Linked DNA regions of Mus musculus: region 2 is linked to region 1. Evidence: chromatin loops called from intact Hi-C (ENCODE). Cell type or tissue: gastrocnemius. All regions are shown on one strand. Each heading gives the region's core, and the rest is flanking DNA. Links, peaks and the distances in the headings are about the cores only.

Region 1 (9,266 bases), core at 556-8,555:
AACTGCCCAACCTGGGGATCCATCCCATAAACAACCACCAAACCCAAACACTATTGCATATGCCAGCAAGATTTTGCTGACAGGACCCTGATATAGCTGTTTCTTGTGAGGCTATGCCAGTGACTGGCAAATACAGAAGTGGATGCTCACAGTCATCTATTGGATGGAACACAGGGACCCCAATGAAGGAGCTAGCGAAAGTACCCAAGGAGCTAAAGGGGTCTGCAATGCTATAGGAGGAACAACAATATGAACTAGCCAGTACCCACCAGGGCTTGTGTCTCTAGTTGCATATGTAGCAAAGGATGGCCTGGTAGGCCATCCATAGGAGGACAGGCACTTGGTCTTTCGAAGATTATATGCCCCAGTACAAGAGAATGCCAGGGCCAGGAAGCAGGAGCGGGTGGGTTGGGGAGCAGGACAGGGGAAGGGTATAGGAGACTTTCTGGATAGCATTTGAAATGTAAATGAAGAAAATATCTAATAAAAAAATGAAAAGGGAAAAAAATGAAACCTTAAGTGATTTATGCTCTTTTTTTCCAATTATTTTTATTGGATATTTTCTTTATTTACATTTCAAATGTTATACCCTTTCCTGGTTTCCCTCCCTCCCAGACACACCCTATCACATCCTCCTTCCCCCTGCTTCTATGAAGGCGTTCCTCTACCCAGCTACCCACTCCCTCTGTGCCCTCGATTCCCCTACACTGTGACATCTATCAAGCCTTTATTGGACCAAGGACCTCTCCTTCGATTGAGGCATGACAAGGCCATTCTCTGCTACATTTGCAGCTGGAGCCATGTGTACTCCTTTGATGATGGCTTAGTCACTGGGGTGTTCTGGTTGGTTGATATTGTTCTTCCTATGGGGTTACAAACTCCTTCAATTCCTTCAGTCCCTTCTTTAACTCTTCTATTTGAGACCCTGTGCTCTGTCCAATGGTTGGCTGCTAACATCTGCCTCTGTATTTGTAAGGCTCTGACAGGGGAAGGGTATAGGAGACTTTCAGGATAGCATTTGAAATGTAAATGAAGAAAATATCTAATAAAATAATGAAAAGAGAAAAAAAATGAAACCTTAAGTGATTTATGCTCTTTTTTTCCAATTATTTTTATTGGATATTTTCAGGAGACAGCCATATCAGGCTGCTTTCAGCATGCACTTCTTGGCATCCACAATAGTGTCTGGTGACTGTATATGGGATGAATCCCCAGTTGGGACAGTCTCTGGATGGCCTTTCCTTTAGTCTCTGCTCTAAACTTTATCTCCATATTTGCTTCTGTGAGTATTTTATTCTCCTATTAACTAGTAACATTATATCAATCAGTCAATCAATATTAATATTAATATTAGATATCTCAGGGGTCCAGGTTATTTGAGACTGCTGGTCATCCTATTGGTTTGCCCTCCTCCTCAGTTTCTTCCTCCTTTTCCCTAATTCAACCCCACAGGCTGAAGTCCATTGGTTGGGTGTAAGTTATCTGCATCTTACTCTTTCAGCTGCTTGTTGGGCCTCTCGGAGGACAACTATGCTAGGCTCCTGTTTGTGAGCACACCATAGCATCAGTAATAATATCAGGGCCCCAGACCTCCCCTTGAGCTGGATCCCAATTTGGGACAGTCACTGTACTGACTTCCTTTCCTTTCCCTCAGTTTCTTCCCCATCTTTGTCCCTGCAGTTCTTTTAGATAGGAACAAATCTGGGTCAAAGTTTTTGACTGTAGGATGGCAACCCCAAGACCAGCAAATTCGAGTCTGATTTTATACCCATCTCCAAATCTATAAGCTAACAGTATTTGAACTCAATATCTTACCTTTCCTAGTAAAGAAATCTCTGTCCCAGCCACCAGTGGCAATTTATTCCACATATTATTCATAGCCAATCTCCTCTGCTTTTGAAATGCTGTATTTCTTTACTGTTATGTTTTTAGCCATGCAGCAGTTTACACATATATTGTAGCAGAATTTGCGTTCAAAGCTTTATGCCTCAGTTCATAATTTCTGGCCAGTTATAATCTGAATTTGTCTGCTTCCTTTCTCAGTCAATCACTCTAAAATGCTCCAAGTCACTATGCCCACTTCCTTACTTTCTTTTTCAAATTAACTTCCATCACCATCAATCTCCCCAAACCAGCTGTCAAACTTCAAGTGATGAAACACAAGGAGAACTTTTGCGCTCCCATTAAGATTGCCTGCAAAGGAGCTTTTGACAAATAACACTTCTCTTTTCTGCAAAAGAATTGCCCTCCTGTAGGCTCTAGGGTTCCACGCCTGCCTGGCTTTCTTGCTTACCTATTTGTGTACCTCTACCGTCAGGTTTTCTGTCTCATTTTCTGGTTCTGTCTTCTCAATTTAACTTCAAAATTCAGAATTCCCCAAGATAACACAAAACAATCCTTCCACTTACCCAACCTCCATTTTATCATCAGAGGACTGTTTTTTTTTTTTTTTTCCTCTTGTGGCTGCAAATATCATTACTATGGTGATGGTTTCTACAATTTTAATTTAGATAAGACCACTTTTGTAAGATGCATGTTCAATTCCTAGTTGAAATCTCTACTCAGAAATATTTAATCCATATCTATTTTGATCTGTCTTCCAGCTTTACCCTGTCTTCACTCATGAGATAAAATTCAACATATTTCCCTTCTCAGAATTATAGAAAACACATTTGAAACTTTTCTAATTCCAATTCATCACAAAATTATTAATATTTTTTGGCATTCACCATCTACCACACCATGCTCACAAACAATATTATTTTTTTCATTACTCACCATTAGCTAAAACAAAGAAGGAAATTGGCAGTAGAGAAAGTTTAACCAGTTTTAAAGGGCACATAGTTCAGAAAGAACATACCCGAGACTTTAGGTCAGACTCTTAACTTTCAGAATTCATTATTTATTACTATCATACTGTGTCTCAGCGTATAATAAAATCTTAAGTAACATGGTCATAGGACTTCTTGTGAGCCAGGTTTAATTTCAAGTGTTTAAACAATATTAAATCATATGGGGAATACATTGTCATTACTTCTGCTTTTATATATCAGAAAATGACATGGAGAGGTTAAGTAATCATCGCAGGGCCAGTAAAACACAGAAATAGAATTCGCAGGCTCCAGAGTCTGTGTTCTTAATCACAAACATATGTTTCCTTCCCTCCTCTTGTGGCTTCTATATCCAACATTTGTGTCGATGTTTTTAAGGCTCAGGTATGAGAGATTTTTAGGAAGGAAGCTAGAATACACAACTTGCTATGAAGCTAGAAAACATAATGCAATTTATTAAAGTTGGATGGGTTCAGGCAGTTGAGAAAAATATTTTTAAGATAATTATTAAATTGTCTGAGCCAAGCCAAGAGAAATGGAGTCTTCAAGGTAGCAAAACCACCATGAATTCAGCTGCATATGTAGCAGAGGATACCATTGTCTAGCATCGATAGGAGGGGAAACCCTTGGTCACGTGAAGGCTCAATTCCCCAGTGTAGGGGAATGCCAGGGTGGTGAGGTGGGATTGGGTGGGAGAGGGAGCATCCTCATAGAAGTAGGGGGAGGGGGTAAGAGACAGGAGTTGCAGAGGTAGAACAGGGAAAGGGGATCACATTTGAAATGTAAATACATAAAATATTCAATAAAATGTTTTTAAAAAGGAAAATAAGCAACACAAAACATATTACAGCATATGCACTGAGTGTGCCACTATTATGAGCATATGGCACAGACATAACCAGGCAGAAATATGAATAATCTGTTCCTCTTTTCATGGGATATAGAGAAGGCAAAGAGGGTTATCAACATGATAAACTATCTGCAGGTTGTCTAAGGCTAAGATGCATATTCACTGACAACTCAAGTAAACTGTCCAGTAAATCCTGAGAATTCCACCCAGGTTCCTCACTGGGGCTTAAGGTCAAATGAACAAATTAGGCAACAGATTTGAGAGAGCATAAAACATGTGAGACTTCAATCCCATGTATCAACAACAAGAGAATTTATCACCAGGGACCATCCAGCAGGTGGCATGTTGAAATCTTTTTCATGTCTCTCAGATTCATATAATTTGGAAGAGAAAAAAAATAGGATTTACTTTTGAAATGGTTCTATCTTGAGTCCATGTTTTGCTGAGATTTCATATCAGGATCCAGATTAAACACTACAAAGCATATTTATAAAATTATAAAAATGAAATATCTAATATAAAATGCTGAAATGGGATCAATGCATTTACAAATGATTTAAATGTGTCAACAGAAGGATGGACAGCAGAGTAAGAACTAGAAGTTATATTAGATTTCATGTTTTTTTAAAGAAAATCAAAATTAACCCATAAAAAAATAAGCAATATACATGTTAAGAGGCCACTCTTTAAGATCAGTACATTTATAAAGCAAAGAATTCACAGGTTTTCAAAGTTTAAGAATTTTTTACTGATACCTATGGTGAAAGGCAAAATTTTATTGTTTGTAGTGACATACCTGGTTGCATAACTGGATGCAGAGTTGGAAGTTAGAAATATCATAACATGAATACATTACAATTTCACAAATGCCTTTTTATCACATTTCCCCACAAAGTAACAAGGGAACTGCTGGTCCTGGAAAGAGCTATGAATCCAAATCTCCTGGGACACACCATTTTCAGAAATCATAACTTGATGCACCTGAGCTTGGAAATTTGGAGCTTTTTTTATATACTGCATAACCTCCCCATGGAGCAGAGGCACCCTGTAATCAATCACCATTTACCACTATCAGGGATACATTAATCCCTTGTCAGATACAGCTATCATTTTGTAAAGTGAGGTTAAATCGGTTCACATTTTGCCCTTCCAAAATATGTTAACGTGAATTACAAAGCTAACATCAAAATTGCTTGTGAGACTTGATAGAACTACCCAACAGCATCCCAGTGATTAACACTGACACCTAGTGGCTGCGCACAGGAAAAACCTAAATTCAATGGTTAAATTTAATCTACCAAGTATTTGGGCCAGGAGATAGGAAATGGATAGAATCCTCATCTTTACCATTAGCTTACAAACAGAGGCGTGTATGCGTCATCAATACCATGTGACTAGATCCATGTGTGAGGAAGAGGGTACACTACAAGTGATTAAGAATACAAATAAACTTCCCTGGAAGAGACACCCAAGCAGAATCTTGATGGAGACAAAATGAAAAGAAAGGTTCACATTTTGTTACAAAGAAAGTGCACAGAGGAAAGCAGTATCAGAGATCCAAACTGATGGAAGTATTGATGTACAACGTAGCAAAACAGCCCAAGGAGAAGGGATCTCGATTTATACCTAGCAGTATCCTGAACGCCAAATAGCACACAAACGTCTTTCTATTACTGGTACTTTATTTGATTTAACTTATTGATTTCTAATATTATCACTTAATGGCAATTAAAAATAAAATTATATATTATACCTGGCATTTATAAAACAACCACAGAAATTTGGGAACTAAGAAAAATGTATCTCAAAATAATAAAAAGAATAGAGAATCTTATTTCAAATTATGTCTGAGTAGTAATCTAAGGTTTTACATATGGCCAATTATCTAGGCATGAAGGTAAACTGAGTCAAAGGAAAGCCATAACTGATCACTTCTCAGCTAGCAGCTGAAAACCTAGTCACTTTTACTAAAATGGTGCTGAAGAGTCTATATTATAATCATCATCAGCAACAGCGAAGCAGCAACACACACAGCAGCAGCACAGCAGCAGCACAGCAGCAGCAGCACACACAACAGCAGCACAGCAGCACAGCACAGCACAGCACAACAGCAGCAGCACCGCAGCAGCACCGCAGCAGCACAGCAGCAGCACAGCAGCAGCACAGCAGCACCGAAGCAGCACAGCAGCAGCAGCACTGCACACACAGCACAGCAGCAGCAGCACAGCACACACAGCACAGCAGCAGCAACGCAGCAGCACAGCAGCAGCAGCACAGCACAGCACAGCAGCACAGCACACACAGCACAGCAGCAGCACAGCAGCAGCAGCACAGCACAGCAGCAGCAGCACAGCAGCACAGCAGCACACACAGCACAGCAGCAGCAGCAGCACAGCAGCAGCACAGCAGCACAGCAGCAGCAGCACAGCAGCAGCACCGCAGCAGCAGCACCGCAGCAGCACCGCAGCAGCAGCACAGCAGCAGCAGCACAGCAGCAGCACACAGCAGCACAGCAGCAGCACAGCAGCACAGCAGCAGCAGCACAGCAGCAGCACACAGCAGCACCACAGCAGCAGCAGCAGCAGCACAGCAGCAGCACAGCAGCACACAGCAGCACCACAGCAGCACCACAGCTGCACAGCAGCAGCACAGCAGCAGCAGCTAGCATTACTGTTACTTGCTGCTCTTTCCTCTCAAGCTTGTGTTGACACATGTTCATCTGATAGCTGTAGGCCATTAGGCAAGATACTGCACTTCTCCTAAGTCTGTTCTACAGGTAGAACTCTTCCCCCTCTCAGCCAGAGGTCTGTCCTTGTAATCCACATGACCTCAGAGTTCATACAGTTCCCTTATGAAGCCTTTTCTACACCTCCCTCTAGTACCAATAGTAACCATGAAATGGGCCATTTAATCACTGGCATCTGGCTAAAACAGTGGTGGCCTATTTAAATCTGAGGAACAGAAGTTAACACCTGACTTAGGAAAGTCAGCTATTCCCTGAGACTCTGCTCCATCTTTATCCCTGTACATCTTGTAGGGAGGACAAAATTTAAGTTGAAGTTTTGTGGGTGGGTTGATGCCCCCTCTCTCCACTGTAAGTGGCCATTTCAGTATCCATATCCCCTGCTGGTAGGAATCTCTGCTAGGGTCGGTCACCCCCACAGACTCCCAGGTGCCTCCTATGACCCAGGTCTCCAGCTAGTCCCAGAGAGGCCCTTCACACTGATTTTATTCTCATACCCAGCCCTCACTCACCCCTTACCCACACCTACCCCCCCCCTGCCTTCCTCACCCCCTCTCTTACCCAGTTCCTTCTCTCCATCCACCTCCAATGACTACGTTGTTTCCCCTTCTGAGTCAGATTCACCCATCTTCCCTTGGGCCCTGCTTATCATTGTTTCTTTGAGTCTGTGGGTTGTAGCATGATTCTTCTAAAATGTATGGCTAATGTCCATGTATAAGTGAGTACATACCATATGTATCTTTCTGGGTGTGGGTTAACTCACGGAGAATGATATTTTCTAGTTCCATCTGTTTGCTGGCAAATGACTGACCAAACTTGAGACCTATTCCAAAGGAGAGCCAATTCCTGACACTAATTATGATAGTCCACTATACTCACAGATAGAAATCAAGTATAACTGTCTCCTGAGAGAGGCTTTATCCAGAAGCTGATGGGAACAGATGCAGAGACCCAGAGTCAAACATACACAGAGCTCAGGGAATCTTGTGGTAGAGTGGGGGATAGAATGGAGCAAGTTGGAGAGGTCGGGGACACCAGAAGAAGACCTACAGAGTCATCTCATCTGGGTCCATGGGGCCTCACAGAGACCGAACCAACAACATTCAGGGGTTGGACCTAGGCCCACTGCACATTTGGAGCAGATGTGCAGCTTGCTCTTCATGTAGGTTCCCTAAAAATTGGAGTGGAGACGAGGGTGGGGTGGGGGTGTCTAAGACTATGTTGCCTGCCTTTGGATCCTCTTCCTTTACCTGGATTGCCTGGTTGGGCATCAATGAGAGACGATTAGCTTAGTCCTGCTGGGACTGGATGTCCCAGGACAGGGTGGAACTCAAGCAGAATTTCCCCTTTTCTGAGGAAAGCGGGAAGGGGGCAAAGTGGGGAAGGATTTGTAAGAGAGGACTGGGAAAAGAGGAGGAAGGGGTCCTGCAATGGGGACTTAAAATGAATAAAATAAACTAATGAAAGCAAAGCAAAGCAAAACAAAACAAAACAAAAACAAAGGTCAACTATTACATTCTACTTCGTTTTTCCTCATAATGATTTGTTTGTTGTTTCTTTCTGGCCTCTAATTATTGGAAGATAATAAGATAAGAGCCATCCATACTTCATTTGCTAGTAAACGACAGAATTTCTGAATTTAACACCATCAGAATCACTGTAGTCATTGTTTTTGTCGTCGTTGTCGTCATCACCATCATCATAATCATCAAGACTAGCTATCTTCTTTGTCCCCCTACTCACTCCCATCACCAGCACCCCCTCAGAGCTTTCTAGAACTATCCCCGAGTATGGCAGTTAATTATTCACCTTCACTATTTAGAAATAAGCTTAATTCTTGTTTTTCTGGTACAAATGATGTATATCTCACTTACTGTGTTATATATTCTGTGTTATCAGAAATGTGACAAAGAGCACACACTTGGCCAAAGTTTGCCAACTTGTCCCTGATGGTTCCAAGAGCTCCGCAATGTACACTTCAGTAGACGATGACTCTTGTGGTTCTTGTTTGTTGTTCTCAGATTGGCAAGTTATTAATTCCTTTAATGGAATCAGACTAAAGGAATATATTTCATGTCACTTATCAAACCAAACTAAAGTAGAAGAAGTAAACTATGACCTTCATGTTTTAGGTTGGGACTCTGAGTCCATTTAAAGTGTTGATGGCTCTCCCTACATCCTTTTGAAGTTACCAACTTCATGCCATAAGCTCTATCTTATAATTTGTGAGTTTACAGAATGCTCTTTCACCATTCTCCCAAAGGGCTATAGTCTGGGCTAAATAGTTGATGTAAGATAGATTTCTCTGTCATCTATGGCTGCATGTGTTTGCATATGAGAAGGACCCTTTCTCCTGTTGCCAGACAGCCCATTGCTCATTTAGAAGTAGGTCCCAGAAACTTAGAATATCCAAGACATAAGATACAATTTGCAAAACACATGAAACTCAAGAAGAACGAAGACCAAAGTGTGGACACTGTGCCCCTTCTTAGAATTGGGAACAAAACACCCATGGAAGGAGTTACAGAGACAAAGTTTGGAGCTGAGACAAAAGGATGGACCATCTAGAGACTGCCATATCCGGGGATCCATCCCATAATCAGCTTCCAAACGCTGACACCATTGCATACACTAGCAAGATTTTGCTGAAAGGACCATGATATAGCTGTCTCTTGTGAGGCTATTCTTGGGCCTAGCAAACACAGAAGTGGATGCTCATAGTCAGCTATTGGATGGATCACAGGGCCCCCAATGGAGGAACTAGAGAAAGTATTCAAGGAGCTAAAGGGGTCTGCAACCCTATAGGTGGAACAACAATATGAACTAACCAGTAACCCCAGTA
Region 2 (9,266 bases), core at 614-8,613, 560 kb before region 1:
TCCTCCCCTCCCCTTTCCTCCCCTTCCTTCCCTTCTTCCCTCCTTCCCTTACCCTTCCTTCCTTCCCTCCTTCCTTTTTCCTCCCTCCCTCCCTTCCTTCCTTCCTCTCCTTCCTCTCCTTCCTCTCCTTCCTTCCTTCCTTCCTTCCTTCCTTCCTTCCTTCCTTCCTTCCTTCCTTCCTTCCTTCTTTTTTCTTTTTGTAGAAGGTACTCATTCTTGTCATCTGGTTTAGAATCTTGTAAATTGTGGAGTAAAGTGTCCAGAGCGAAACAGAACAAGACATATAGAAGTACAAGAGCAACTGCACCTTTGAATTCCTCAGAAGCACAAAGCAGATGTATAAGTTTTGATGGAACTTTACAATGCCGCATTGCCGATCAATCTAATCTTATGAGAGCATCTCAGAAGTCAGGGGCAAGGTCTCCAGCTAAGCTAACACTCCACTACTGCAGGACTTCATTCAGCACCTGAAGGAAAGATCTGCCAGCTATAAATAAGATAGGAAGGAAGTTAATACAAATTTAGCTTTACCATATTGGGAAATACTACCTGTACTGGCTGGTTTTGTGTGTCAACTTCACACAAGCTGGAGTTATCACAGAGAAAGGAGTTTCCCTTGAGGAAATGCCTCTATGAGCTCCAGCTGTAAGACATTTTCTTAATTAGTGATCAAAGATGGGAGGGCCCATTGTGGGTGGTGCCATCCCTGGGCTGATATTTTTGGGTTCTATAAGAAAGCAAGTTGAGCTCTCTGCTCCTCCCTGTTCCAGAGACAGCTGCATCTTCTTGTGCAGTGCCAGCCTCATCCCGTAGACAAAATGGTGAAGGTCAGTGTGAACAGATTTGGCCGTATTGGGCGCCTAGTAATCAGGGCTGCCATCTGTTCTCCACTTGGCAAAGTGGAGATAGTTGCCATCAATGACCTTTCATTGACCTCAACTACATGGTCTACATGTTCCAGTATGACTCCACCCACGGCAAATTCAACGGCACAGTCAAGGCTGAGAATGGGAAGCTTGTCATCAACGGGAAGCCTATTACCATCTTCCAGGAGTGAGATCCTGCTAACATCAAATGGGGCTGAGGCCGGTGCTGAGTATGTCGTGGAGTCTACTGGTGTCTTCACCACCATGGAGAAGGCCGGGGCCCACTTGAAGGGTGGAGCCAAAAGGGTCATCATCTCCGCCCCTTCTGCCGATGCCCCCATGTTTGTATTGGGTGTGAACCACGAGAAATATGACAACTCACTCAAGATTGTCAGAAATGCATCCTGCACCACCAACTCCTTAGCCCCCCTGGCAAGGTCATCCATGACAACTTTGGCATTATGGAAGGGCTCATGACCACGGTCTGTGCCATCACTGCCACTCAGAAGACTGTGGATGGCCCCTCTGGAAAGCTGTGGTGTGATAGCTGTGGGGCTGCCTAGAACATCATTGCTGTATCCACTGGTGCTGCCAAGGCTGTGGGCAAAGTCATCCCAGAGCTGAACGGGAAGCTCACTGGCATGGCCTTCCGTGTTCCTATCCCCAGTGTATCAGTTGTGGATCTAAATGCCTCCTGGAGAAACCTGCCAAGTATGATGACATCAAGAAGATGGTGAAGCAGGCATCTGAGGGCCAACTGAAGGGCATCCTGGGCTACACTGAGGACCAGGTTGTCTCCTATGACTTTAAATGTAACTCCCAGTCTTCCACCTTTGATGCTGGGTCTGGCATTGTTCTCAATGACAACTGTGTAAAGCTCATTTCTTGGTACGAAAATGAATAAGGCTACAGCAACAGGGTGGTAGACCTCATAGCTTATATGGTCTCAAGGGAGTAAGAAACCCTGGACCACCCACCCCAGCAAGGACACTGAGAGCAAGAGAGAGGCCCTTGGTTGCTGAGGAGTTTCTATCCTAACTCGGCCCCCAACACTGAGCATCTCCCTCACAATTTTAATCCCAGACCCTCATAATAACAGAAGGGACCTAGGGAGCCCTCCCTACTCTCTTGAATACCATCAATAAAGTTTGATGCACCCACCAAAAAGAAAGAGAGAAAGAGAGAAAGAAAGAGAGAAAGAAAGAAAGAAAGAAAGAAAGAAAGAAAGAAAGAAAGAAAGAAAGGAAGAAAGAAAGCGGAGTGAGCCAGGGAAAGCAAGCATCCCTCCATGGCCTCTGCATCAGCTCCTGCTTCCTAACCTGTTTAGAGTTCCAGTCCTGACTTCCTTTGGTGATGAACAGCAATGTGGAAGTATAAGCTAAATAAACCCTTTCCTCCTAAACTTGCTTCTTGGTCATGGATGTTTTTGTACAGGAATACAAACCCTGACTAAGACACTACCTGATGATAGAAACTTCCCAGGAAAAGTAAATGATGCTATTTATAGAGCTACAGTCAAGCAAAGAAGCAGCAGCAGAGGAAAGAGGGAAGGAGGAAGAAAAGAATGTATGATGGAATAAAGGAAAGAATTAGAAGGAAAAAGGAAGAAATGAAAAAAGAAAGAAGAAAACAGCACGGAGAAAGAATTTTGCAAAGTATTATTCAATGTCTAGAAAGTGAGTCCTTGTGAATTATGTTATGAAATAATATAATAAACTAAAAAAAAAAGCCTAAAAACCAAGATGGTTAAAATGAATTAGAATTAACACGTTAAAAGGATATTTTGGAAATCAGAAAATGATTCGAAGACACAGTGCTGTGTAAATGGTAAGTAAATTGTGATGTCCAAACCAACAAGAGATAAAATATATTATAATAAAACGAGTAAGGCTGGGATGATCATCATGAATGCAGAAGGAAGAGCGAACTTTGGTGATTTTATTTCTGCTGATGGTGTGGGGTAAAACAAGCACTAACCAGATCTGAGTGCTGAAAAAGCCTATGATTCTGAGACAAAGCTTTGCTTTTGTCTTTATTTTCTTTTTGGTTTTGAGATAGGGTCTCACTATGTAGCTCACCGTGTTGTCCTGAAACTCACCATGTAGACCAGGGTGGCTTCCAACTTACAAGGTATCCTCCTGTCTCTGCTTCTCAAGTGCTGGAATAAAAGGCATGCACCACCTTGCATGGCCTGAGTAAAAATTTTAAAATCGTTTCCTCATGACTTCTTAGAACATGTGCAGCATACCAAGAAAGGATCCAGACACTCTAGGGGCTGAGGACTGAAGCCAGGATGTGCTGTTTGAGCACTCTACCAACTGAGCTATATCTCCAGCTGAGGACAATTAAAAAAAAAAAATCCACATTTAAGATCCACTACACTTAAATTACAAATAATTTTAAAAAAAGAAAGAAAAAAGAAAAATGAAAACATTTGTGAAGGTTAGATGGTATTTTTAGAGAAAAAAATTATCCAAATCCCATTTCTTTTTTGTTTGTATGTTTTTGTTTTTGTTTTATTTTGTTTTGTTTTGAGACCTGGCTTATCTGTGTAGCTTTGGCTTTCCTGGATCCTAACTCTCATTTCTTGCTTTGCTGGTGAGAAATACCTTTTTTTCCTTTCCCCAAATAGTTGGAAAAGCACAAGAAACATCCATCCTGTATATCCTATTCCTGAATAAAATTTCTTGGGAGTGGGTTCTATTGGAAAGGTTCTACTTTGATTAACATCTATCCTGGATACTTTCATGTCAACTTAACATAAGCTAAAATGTCATCAGAAAGGAGGGATCCTCTACTAAGGAAAAAATCCCATAGATCTGTCTCATGTAAGCTACGCTCTAGGGCTTTTTTCTTAATTAATGATTAATAAGGGATGCTACCTCATGGTTGGTGGGGCCCACCTGTTAAGAAAGCAAGTTTAGCAAGCCCTGGGAGGAAAAGCCAGTATGCAGCACACATTCATGGCCTCTGCATCAGTTCCTGCTCAGTTTGAGTGCCTGCCCTGACTTCCTTTGATGTTAAACAGTGATAGGGAAAACCTTTCTTCCTCAAGTTGCTTTAGTTATGCTTCTTGACAGCAACAGTAACCCTAAGACAACAGCTGGAAGTTTTTTTTTTTTTTGTTTGTTTGTTTTGTTTTGCTTTGCTTTGTTATTTTGTTTTTTTCCCCTATGAAATGTAAGGATACTTTGAACCTGTAAGCCAGCCCTAATTGAACATCGTCCTTTATAAGAGTTGCCTTGGTCATGGTGTCTCTTCACACCAATGGGAACCCTGACTAAGACATCTGTACAAGTATCCTGGTTTAGTTTTAGTCCCATTACCATCATGGCAGAAAGCACAACGGCATCCAGGAAGACATGGAGGAGCTATTCTAATATTTAAAGCCTTTTCAATTTTATATAGTAATAATGTTTAGTGTGTGCATGGGTATATACAATGTGTGTGTGTGTGTGTGTGTGTATGTGTGTGTGTGTGTGAGTGTGTGTGTGTAATAGGCGACGCAGGACACATGTGGAGCTTGTTGTCTTCTACATTTTGATTGGTTCAGAGATGAAAGTCATATCAGCAGGCCTGCATGTGCATTGATGCCAAAGGTTAGTTCCTTAGCATCTGTTCACCTTGATTTTCAAGATAGAATCTCTCACCAGAACCTGGGGGTTATAGGCTCGACTAGGCTATCTGCTGAGAAGTCCCCAGAGACCCCTCATTTCCACCTCCCCAGCAGGAGAATTAAAAAGGGTGTTACCATGCCCGACTGTTTGCATGAGTACTGAGATTTGAACTCAGGTCCTGAGGGTTCTGCAGCAAGCACTCTGCTGACTGTGTGATATCCCTCCCTCTCTTTAGATTTCACAGTAGAATGCTATAGGATGTTTTGAAATCATTGAATGAAACCCAGCACAAACATTTTTAAAGAATATTATTTATTTCACATTTTTTTTTCTTTTTGGTTTAGGCTAAGCAGCAACAAACTGAGCACGTATTTATTTATCACTGTTTTTAATGGCAGGAGCAAATCAAGCATAGTTTTGTATTTGGGATGGAATGCTGTTACACATTAATGTTAGAGCATTTTATATAATATTATCAATCAGCATTAAAATTATTATCATACTGTCACATTTTTATGTCTTTTAAAATATCAAAGTAGCCACTGCGTATTACTTTCATCAGTGGGAAGATTTTTGACAAAGAAAATGAACTTAAATCTTAACATAAGCTTAATGGCTCATTTAGACCTGTATTTCAGAAATTACTCAATAGAAAATACAGATAAGACAAGTGAATTATTCAACCTGAGCTTTTAGATGTTTTGTGTATGACATACTAATGAGGCTAGGGACATTCCTGCGTTTGCATGCATTTATGACTGTGAGTTTTTAAAAAATATAAGTATAATAAATAGAATAGATATGCTTTAAACCTTTAAACTTAAAAAGCAGATAAAAAGAGAAAAGAAAATAAAGCTTTATACAAAAAGCTACAGTTGAGTTCAGTTTCATATCTCTAAAGATAAGTAAAACTAAAAATACAGTAGATTATTAAATTGTAATCCTTTCCCCACTGTTTTAGGGGCACACAATTAAAACTTGAGTGTGATAGCTAATGGACAGCTAAGGCATTTGTGGAACAAGAAGAAAATGGCTTGTTAACCATTGTTAAACACTCTATTTTCCCCAAGATTGGACATGTGTTTCTGGAGGAGAAGGACAGTTTTTATGTTTGGGCAGCTGCTTATCACTTGGACCATAATCATGTAGTTCAAGGAAGAAACTGTGGACCTGATGTATTTTCTCTGTTATGATGGTTGAGCTAAATAAAACAGATGAAGCTGTTCTTTCTTCCTCAAGCTTTAAAACCAGAGATGTCAACTCTAGAATTTCCCATGATAGAACTGCTCCCTCTGGAACTGAAGAACTCATGGCATCTTCTCCTCTGCTGCAGAGATACCATTGCCCTACCATTTGAACATAAATGAAGGAAGAGAAGGGACCTGGGCACAGCCAGGAAGCAGGAGGTGGGCTAGTTTCATGTTAGTTGGACTGGATGCCAATAACTTAATTTTGAGATAACCAAGTGTATTTAGTTTTCCTTCTTACATCCATTTCAGAATAGGAATAAAAAAATTACCTTTAGGAACAGACAATTTGTGTTTATAGATTGCTGCATATATAATTAATAATGAATCATAGTGATGAATAATAAACGACATTGACATTCACTATCATGTACAGACATTTCTTGAAAATCACTGGCCTTTGAATTTCACGTATGTCATTGTCAGTGAGCTATCCCCTGATAACTGAAAAATAAAGGCTCCTTTTCTAATGTTAGTCAACTTGTAGCCTCCTCCTTGTAGTAACATACGTCCATTTCTTTATTAAACACAGATGTAAAGTGAGACCAGCAATTTAAGGCAGTTCCTAGAACAGTGCTCAGTTCGTCAGGTTTTCTTAGAAGGGAGGTCGGCATTGAAGTGGGCTTGGAACCACGTGGACATAGGCAACACCTACAATCCCAACATACAGGAAGTCCAGGGGGAGGATCTCCAACTTGAGGCCGACTGGATTTTTATTGTGAGATCGCGTTCCAAACAAAACCACAAGCTAAGTGTAATGGTGCAAGCATGGTGGTACACACCTTTTTCCTTTGCCCTGAGAAGGCAGAGGCAGGTAGGTAGATCTCTTTGTGTTTGAGGCCATTGATCTACATAGCAAATTCCAGAACATCCAGGGCTCCATAGAGAGACTTTGTCTCAAAAAGCAAACAGGCAGCAGGGAGGATGCAGAGGCAGGAGGAGGCAGAGGCAGAGGCAGGGGGATCGCCGTGAGTTCGAGGTCGAAGCGAGCAAACAAACCAAGTTCACATTTCCCAAAAACCTACAAAGAAAACAAGTCTTTCTCTCTCTCTCTCTCTCTCTCTCTCTCTCTCTCTCTCTCTCTCTCTCTCTCTTTGTTACTGCAGCACTTTTATTTCTTTACACAATGACGTGTTGCTGGGGCCTAATGTTCTCATTGAACAGTAGAAAACCAAAATTTGTCATTTCTTAAAGAATTGAGTACAAAAAACCTTACATCAATTAAAAGGATGAATACATTTACAGGTGTCGATGCAAACGTTCCCACCTCAAGGCGAGTAACAACCGATGGCGGTCAGGAGGGAAGAAACCAGAACGCAAACTGGGTCCTAAGGCTCGGACTTTCCCACCCTGTTAGACTGGCAAGAAGGAGTGGTAACTGGTTCAGGAACCCTTGCCAGCCTCGGGAAATCCTGGAAGTCTGCTGTTGGTTAATACCTTGCACAGATCACTCCGTGGTGCTCACAGAGATCCACCAGGCTGGGGCTTTCTCGTCCACAGCGTGCTTTCCCCAGGCCCCAAGTGACCGAGCCACATGAACTAAGGACTAAATCAAGATATGCACAGGGTATTAAACATATATCAAGGGAGCAGTTAACTTGAATACAAGGTCAAAACTCAGCAACAAGTTCTACGTTCCAGTGCTGATATCAGATACAAGCTTCAAGGACAAATTTCTTTTCAAAGGCTTATTCCAGTTTCATGAGGCTAGCATGAGGTGTGTACATTTGCCAGGGCAAATCGATACTTCAATATCAGCTCATGCAGCAGATGCCTGGCACCTGCTCAGTCCATCTAGAAGCATTTGCGATGGACGCTGGTGGGGCCTGACTCATCATACTCCTGCTTGTTGATCCACATCTGCTGGAAGGTGGACAGTGAGGCCAGAATGGAGCCACCGATCCAGACTGAGTACTTGCGCTCAGGGGGAGTAATGATCTTAATCTTCATCGTGCTGGGTGCTAGGGCTGTGATCTCCTTCTGCATCCTGTCAGCAATGCCTGGGTACATGGTGGTACCACCAGACAGCACTGTATTGGCATACAGGTCTTTGCGGATATCCACATCACACTTCATGATGGAGTTGAAGGTGGTCTCATGGATACCACAGGACTCCATGCCCAGGAAGGAAGGCTGGAAGAGTGCCTCCGGACACCGGAACCGCTCATTGCCGATGGTGATCACCTGCCCGTCGGGCAGCTCATAACTCTTCTCCAAGGAGGACGATGATGCAGCAGTAGCCATTTCTTGCTCAAAATCCAGGGCAACATAGCACAACTTCTCCTTTATGTAATGAACAATTTCCCTCTCAGCAGTGGTGGTAAAGCTGTAGCCCCATTCAGTCAGGATCTTCATGAGGTAGTCTGTCAGGTCCCCGCCAGCCAGGTCCAGACGCAAAATGGCGTGGGGAAGGGCGTAGCCCTCATAGATGGGCACTGTGTGTGTGACCCCATCACCAGAGTCCATGACAATGCCAGTGGTGCGCCCAGATGCATACAAGGACAGCACCGCCTGAATGGCCACGTACATGCCTGGGGTATTGAAGGTTTCAAACATTATCTGCGTCATCTTCTCTCTGTTAGCTTTGGGGTTCAGGGGGGCCTCGGTCAGAAGCACCGGGTGCTCCTCAGGAGCCACACGCAGCTCATTGTAGAAGGTGTGGTGCCAGATCTTCTCCATGTCGTCCCAGTTGGTGACAATGCCGTGTTCGATAGGGTACTTTAGAGTCAGGATACCCCTCTTGCTCTGGGCTTCGTCACCCACGTACGAGTCTTTCTGGCCCATGCCCACCATGACGCCCGGTGTCGGGGGCGCCCTACGATGGAAGGGAACACGGCCCTAGGGGCGTCGTTGCCAGCAAAGCCGGCTTTGCACATGCCGGAGCCATTGTCAATGACGAGTGAAGCCGGCGGCGGAGTGTGAGCAAAACAAGTCTCTTAAGTAACTTGAAATTACCATTTTTAGTTATTGTGAAAACCAAAATGTTCATGAAGAAAACTGGAGTATTCAAAGTGGATGAGGAAGAAATGAAAAGAATGTTTCATGTCACTAAGTACAGTAGGAAGTAGCTTTCGAGTAGTGTCATTTGATCTGTGCTTTGAAGGGCACTTTTGCAAGGAAGTGGAAGTAATTTCACAAGGAAAACAAAGGCTGAAAAGCAATGTTCACAATGTCAGGGCTGGGGAGAGAGGAACCAGACGAGAGCCGACATCGTCCTTTAGGACCATGGAGGATAGTAAGAGATGAGATTTTCTAAGTGTTCTTTTCTTATTAATACCAAGACTAAAAGCCACAGCAGAGTATATATGTACTGGAAGGAGCCATGGAGAGACTATACTACTTTCTTCAAAAAATTTATATGTTTATATAATTTACTAGTGTTTTAACCTTTGTAAAGCTAAAATCTAGGCTTCCTGTTTGTTTGTTTGTTTGTTTGTTTGTTTTTGCTTTAATCATCAAGATTCTCCTTTCAAATGAAAATTTCTTTTTAACCATTTAATAGATAAAACCAAAACCATAATCCTGGAACAGAGGGG

The links. Peaks named below come from ENCODE experiments on the same cell type or tissue, not always from the same donor. Only the 100,000 strongest peaks of a DNase experiment are listed, where the experiment ranks them.
Region 2: it touches region 1 in a loop (2.9-fold over the local background); 28 of 42 quality-filtered maps call a loop at or near these places.

Annotation. Positions count from the first base shown.
Region 1 is chr16:65,467,752-65,477,017 of GRCm38, forward strand. No RefSeq gene overlaps it. Among named protein-coding and RNA genes, the nearest start is that of Pou1f1, 48 kb to the right of the region's middle. In gastrocnemius, for the core only: a CTCF peak has its summit at 4,930 (motif pointing left); a DNase peak (open chromatin) is centred at 4,926.
Region 2 is chr16:64,910,455-64,919,720 of GRCm38, forward strand. It overlaps the pseudogene Gm9061 and the pseudogene Gm16385. Among named protein-coding and RNA genes, the nearest start is that of Gm33971, 41 kb to the left of the region's middle. In gastrocnemius, for the core only: no CTCF peak of the experiment used is centred there; no DNase peak of the experiment used is centred there.